Linked DNA regions of Homo sapiens: region 2 is linked to region 1. Evidence: read pairs that join two places in POLR2A ChIA-PET (ENCODE). Cell type or tissue: K562. All regions are shown on one strand. Each heading gives the region's core, and the rest is flanking DNA. Links, peaks and the distances in the headings are about the cores only. Region 1 has its middle 87 kb from the start of TOP3B. Region 2 has its middle 10 kb from the start of TOP3B.

Region 1 (2,912 bases), core at 225-2,724:
AATACAGTTAGATCCCATGGCAGCTGAGAAGGATTATCCCAGGTCTGTTGTTTCATTGATGTTTTCTGTTACAGTTTTCATTTCTTTGTTGAGATTTTTTTATCTCCTCATTCCCTGCAAACCTATTTTTACTGAAGACCTTACAATGATTCCTTAGATAACTTTGGAAAGAATTGTCATTATAAAAATTATAATCACATTGAGTTTTCCAACTACAAACAAGGAATATCAGTTATTTTAAGGTTTTTTTGTAATGACTCTCAACGTTTTATAGTTTTCAGTTTAAGACTTTCCATTTTTTAATATTTACCCTTAAATATTTTATATTGATGTTATTATAAATTATATTCTTTTTATTTCAAAATCTGTGATGGTTTGTTGCTAATATAGAGAATACAATTCCATTGTGAATGCTGGTATTGTATCCAATGCCTAGATTGAAGCTCTGGGACCAGAAGCATCTCTGAGTCACTCCTAGACTCTGAGCCGGGCATGGCCCGAACCACTCTCTTTTGGTCTCCTCCAAAGTCTCAATTTAGAGAATTTTTGTCTCTGAGCAAGGGATTTCTGCCTGTGAAAACCAGAAAGAAATGAGAAGGTATGAGCATGAATCAATATGAAAGTGGAATTGAAGAAAATAAAGTCACATTTTCAGATCTACTTGTCTGAAAAAAAGAATCAGGTGCTGGTTGAAGATCTAAAATATAAGTCACCCAGTGAGATAGACTTTATTAGAGCCACCAGCAGGAGTGACTACACCAGGCCAGGAGATCAGAGAAGAGGTTTTTGTAACCTCCCAGTGGGTCTGGAGTGCTGACTTGGAGCTGCTGTGACACGTACAACAGTAATAGCCTCACCCTCAGGCTTCAGCCCAGGAATGTACAGAATCCCTGCATTGGCTAATGTATCATTGGATCCAGAGAAGTGGATGGGAACCCCAGGGTGCTGAGTGATATTTGAGTCTGAGTAGTATCTCAGGAGACACCTGGGACGGCTGCCTGGCTTCAGCTGACCACTATATTGCAAAGTTACCAACTCTGAAGCCACTGCTCAGGGTGCAGGTAAGTCTGGCTCATGCTCCTGGAGATGCAGAGAGTGAGGTCATCTGAGTCAGCACAGGCTGGGAGAGGGAACCTGCAAGCACAGACACTCATGGGGGCTGGGGCAGGAACTAGAGATACATGTCTTGGGGATCTGAGCCAGAGAGGCTGACGCAAGCTAAGGAGCTAACCCTAGACACCTAAAACCAGTTCTCACCTGAGCAATGAGAGAGGAACATGAGGAGCAGAGGGGTCCAGGCCATGGTGGACACCGCCTCCTGTGGCCCCACAGAGGAAGCTGCTTAACTCAGGCCTCTTTTATCTTCTCCAGTGGCCTGAAAAGGGAGGATCTGTCCACACAAATTTGTGTATCCTCCTGGTAATCTTTGTTCCACCCTAGGAAGAGCTGAAGTCTGAGCATGATTCTTTAGATATGGTGGGTTGGTGGGTGAGATTCAGCGTTTGTCCCACGGGAGGAGTAAGTGAGGAAGCAGCTCCTGCACCTTCCACAGACCTGTGAGTAGGAGACTCTACCCAGCCCAGAGAAGACACAGCTGTGGTATCTTCCTCAGTGAGTGCAGGCTCCATTGCCCAGGGATAACAGATATGTGGGCACCACTGTTCAGAGCTTGGAAAGACCCAGATTTCCCCCTGCTGCACACTTCAGTCTTTCAGTCAGAATCATGTGAGTGGAGTTGGCCTGAGTGCTGGGTCTCTGTCAGGTCACAGCATCCATGGACCACACCCCTGCTCTGTCTCAGGTAACTTATATTCATAACCATCCTTTTTGATTGAGGGATTTCTAGAATAACAGGAACAGGAGAAATGAAAAACATGACAATTGTTCATTGTGAGGAGGCCGCAGTAAGGGGAAAATGCGGAGGGCTCTGGGAGCAAACACCTGAGCAGCTCCTTCCACAGGGGCCAGGGAAGAAGGCAACTGTGAACTGGCTCTGAGTGGAGAGTGGGGTCCTGCTTGGGGACAAACAAAGCAAACACTATTTCTAGATGTAGTGCATCTTCTAGAAAATATAGTGATATGTACAAACATTGAGACATCAAATAGTGTGAGGTGCTGGGGAACGGCAGAACTTCTCACAATCCTAGATCTCTCTCATCTGTTGGCTGATTTTTGGCCAAGACACACTATGTATCTCCATTTTGTCACTTTTTCTGCTGCAGATGACTTTTCCCTGCCAACCCAGCACAGTGAACAGATAAGTCAGAAGAGTCTGGGAGCAGGACCCTGAAAGATGGATGTGATGTCGACTTTCATGGTACTTAAGAAAATGCGTCTTCTCATTTCAAAAATATTTATGAAAAGATCAGCACAGGCCAGCAGAGGACCAGGCATAGGGATATAAAAGGTGAAAACATAAAGTTCACTGTGGGTAAGTCAGGGACAGTGAGAACAGGTAGGAGGATGGAAAAAGAGAGGAGAGGTCCCTACTGATGACAACAGCATTTGTCATGGAGAATGTGAAATTAACTTAATTAGTTCTCCTTAATGCCCTGGCCATCCATGTGAGGACTGACTGATGTTTTTGAGGTAGGACTTCCTACCAGTTCAGGCTCTGTCTTTCTCCCTCTTCCTTTGCTGCCCAGGTGAAGGGGTTTTCCAAGGCCACATTCACTGAGGAGCTCAAAAGTGTTACTCTTTCTAGTTTGACCATTTTCTGTTGAAGGCCAAGACTTCTCTCTCGTCCTCAGAGAGTGAAACAAAATAGGGGAGGGGACTGTTTACATGATTCTACCATTGATAGACACTGGCAGACGAGCACCAAGGACAATAAAGAAAATCATACCCCTCAATTTGAGGAATTCAGTTTTGAACAATCAAGATTAGAAAGTGGCCCATGTGTTTTGATTCAT
Region 2 (2,912 bases), core at 313-2,812, 77 kb after region 1:
GTTGCACATTGAGAAGATGGCCGTCGACAGTCTGCTGAGGATCCTGAAGACACTCAGGCTGGATTTCATCCAGGAGCTGGAGGTGTTTTACTGGTGTAGAGACTTCTTGGTATTGGCAGAGCCAAACCTATCTGCCATACAGCTGGGAAGGATCTTCAACCTGCGCAGCCTCAAGCTCTTCTACTACAAGTGGGCCTTCTCCTCATGGGTCAGGCGGCCCTCCAGCTACTTCTTCTCCCAGCTCACCATGCTGGGCCACCTCCGGAAGCTGCACCTGTCTCACTCCTACCTCGTAGGCAAACTACATTACATACTCAGGTGAATGGGTAGGCAGGGGCGTCGGAAGAGTCCTCTGAATACTCCCAAGTGAGGTCAGGTCAGGGGAACAAGACAGGAAATGGGGCTTATTCTTAGATGCTCATGGAATTGTGGGCACAGCCTGGGAACTGAGGGTTCAGATGCAGCTGATGGCTGGGATCTGCTTTGGAAACATATTTGATGGGGAAAGATGCATGTTGCTATAAAAAATAAAATCCACTTTGGGAGGCTGAAGTGGGAAGCTCACTTGAGGCCAAGTTGGAAACCAGCCTGGGCAACAAAGTGAGACCCCATTTCTACAAATAAATATACAAAAATTAAGGCCAAGCACGGTGGCTCATGCCTGTAATCCCAGCACTTTGGGAGGCAGAGGCAGGCGGATCACTTGAGGTTAAGAGTTTGAGACCAGCCTGGCCAACATGGCGAAACCCCATCTCTATTAAAAATACAAAAATTAGCCGGACATGGTGGCATGTGTCTGTAATCCTAGCTGCTCGGGAGGCTAAGGCAGGAGAATCTCTTGAACCCAGAAGGTGGAGGTTATAGTGAGCCAAGATTGCACCACTGCACTCCAGCTTGGGCAACAGAGCAAGACTCCATCTCAAAAACAAAACAAAAACAAAAAGAAAAATTAGCTGGGCATAGTGCATCTTTAGTCCCAGCTACTCAGGAGGCCGAGGCAGGAGGATTGCTTGAGCCCAGGAGTTTGAGGCTGTAGTGAGCCATGATTGTGCCACTGCACTCCAGCATGGGCAACAGAGTGAGACCCCGTCTCAAAAAAAAATTACAACAAATTTAGTTTAAAGATCTAATTGGCTTTTTTTTACTCTTTAGAGACAGGGCATCATTTTGTCACCCAGGCTAGAGTGCAGTGGCACGATTACATCTCACTGCAGTCTCAAACTCCTGTGCTCAAGCTACCCTCCCGCCTCAGCCTCCTAAGCGGCTAAGACTACAGATGCGCACCACTACACCTTGCGAATTTTTTAAAAACTTTTTTGGAGAGACAAGGTCTTGCTTTGCTGCCCAGGCTGGTCTTGAGCTCCTGGCTTCAAGCCATCCTCCCACCTCAGCCTCCCAAAGCACTAAGATTAAAGGCATGAGCCACCATGCCTGGCCTTCTAATTGGCTTAGGTTTGTGATTCACAAATTGGGGCAGCCTCCCATTCTATAAAATAGAATAAGAGCTCTGATGAGCTGAGCAGAAGAGACTGGCTTTATAAGCATAAAAGTGATGAAAAAAGCCAAAACAAAAAGCAGATTGGTCAGTTGACGGTTACTTTCCTTATGGGGTTAAAACAGAGGGCACTTCCTTATCATCCTGGGCCCCTTCTGATTGGTTGGTGTGAATCTCCTGTTTTTTGGAAAACTGACCAGTTTCGAAGTTCAGTTTGATTACCTGGCACTTAGCACGAGTGACTGCATTCTGGTTTGCTCTGGTCTTTTGAGGTCTAGTGCAGGAGCTTAGTCCAAAACAGTGGTCTTCCATGAATTTCATTTAATTTTTTAATTTTTTGTTTTTGAGACAGAGTATCTGTCACCCAGGCTGGAGTGCAGTGGCATGATCTCGGCTTACTGGAATCTCTGCCTCCCAGGTTCAAGTGATTCTCCTGCCTCAGCCTCCCAAGTAGCTAGGATTACAGGCATGGGCCACCATGCCTGGCTAATTTTTCCATTTTTAGTAGAGATGGGGTTTCACCACGTTGGCCAGACTGGTCTTGAACTCCAGACCTCAGGTGATCCACCCACTGCGGCTTCCCAAAGTGCTGGGATTACAGGTGTGAGCCATTGCGCCTTTCCTAATAATATGTTTATTTACTCAACAAACATTTTCAGGCACTGCTGAATGTTATGCTGGTCCCCAAGAAAAGATCCTGACACAGCACAGGTTATGCCTCTTCTTCTGAGCTCATACTGCCCCAGACAGGTGGGTACAGAGCCCTGAAGGACAATCAGTATCCACTCTGTGCACGTCTCCTAGAAATTTCAAGATAGGGCATTCAGGACCCCCAGCCCTGGCTTAAATGGAAGCCTGAGCAGCAGCTTCCCCAAACCCAAACCTGAGGAATAATGGCCTCAGCCTATGGTTACTTCTCATCAGATAAGCGCTTTCAAATGGCTCCTCTCAGCAGTCTTATTAGGTATGGATAATGTGCATCTCCCTTTCACCGAAGAGAAACTTAGAGTTAGAAGGGTTCGTGGAGGACCTGGTAGGTCTGTTGAGAGAGAGCCAGGCCTTGGGACACCAAAGGACATGCTCCTGACCCTGCTGGTAAATGGCTTCCCTGATGAGGGGGTGGCCATAGGACTAGCCTCCTCCATGGACAAATAGGTGTTCCGGGTGGGGTGCCTGGGCCCTCCCCTCACAGAGCCACCCTTCTCTCCTCAGCTGTCTGTGGGTCCCACTACATTCCCTGGAGATCTGCAACTGCAAGCTTCTGGACACTGACATCACCTACTTGTCCCGGAGCCATCATACCACCTGCCTGAAGAAGCTGGATCTGAGCGTCAACGACTTGTCCTACATGATCCCTGGGCCCTTGGGTACCCTGCTGAGGGCAGTCTCAGGGACACTGCAGCACCTAGACCTGAAA

Evidence for each region. Peaks named below come from ENCODE experiments on the same cell type or tissue, not always from the same donor. Only the 100,000 strongest peaks of a DNase experiment are listed, where the experiment ranks them.
Region 2: POLR2A ChIA-PET joins it to region 1 with 5 read pairs; 4 of 35 experiments call an interaction of 5 or more read pairs at or near these places.

Annotation. Positions count from the first base shown.
Region 1 is chr22:22,068,616-22,071,527 of GRCh38, reverse strand. It overlaps IGL and the pseudogene IGLVIV-65. Among named protein-coding and RNA genes, the nearest start is that of TOP3B, 87 kb to the right of the region's middle. In K562, for the core only: a CTCF peak has its summit at 1,317; a DNase peak (open chromatin) is centred at 1,309; H3K27me3 peaks cover 1,660 bases.
Region 2 is chr22:21,991,550-21,994,461 of GRCh38, reverse strand. It overlaps the pseudogene PRAMENP. Among named protein-coding and RNA genes, the nearest start is that of TOP3B, 10 kb to the right of the region's middle. In K562, for the core only: no CTCF peak of the experiment used is centred there; DNase peaks (open chromatin) are centred at 1,631, 2,484 and 2,651.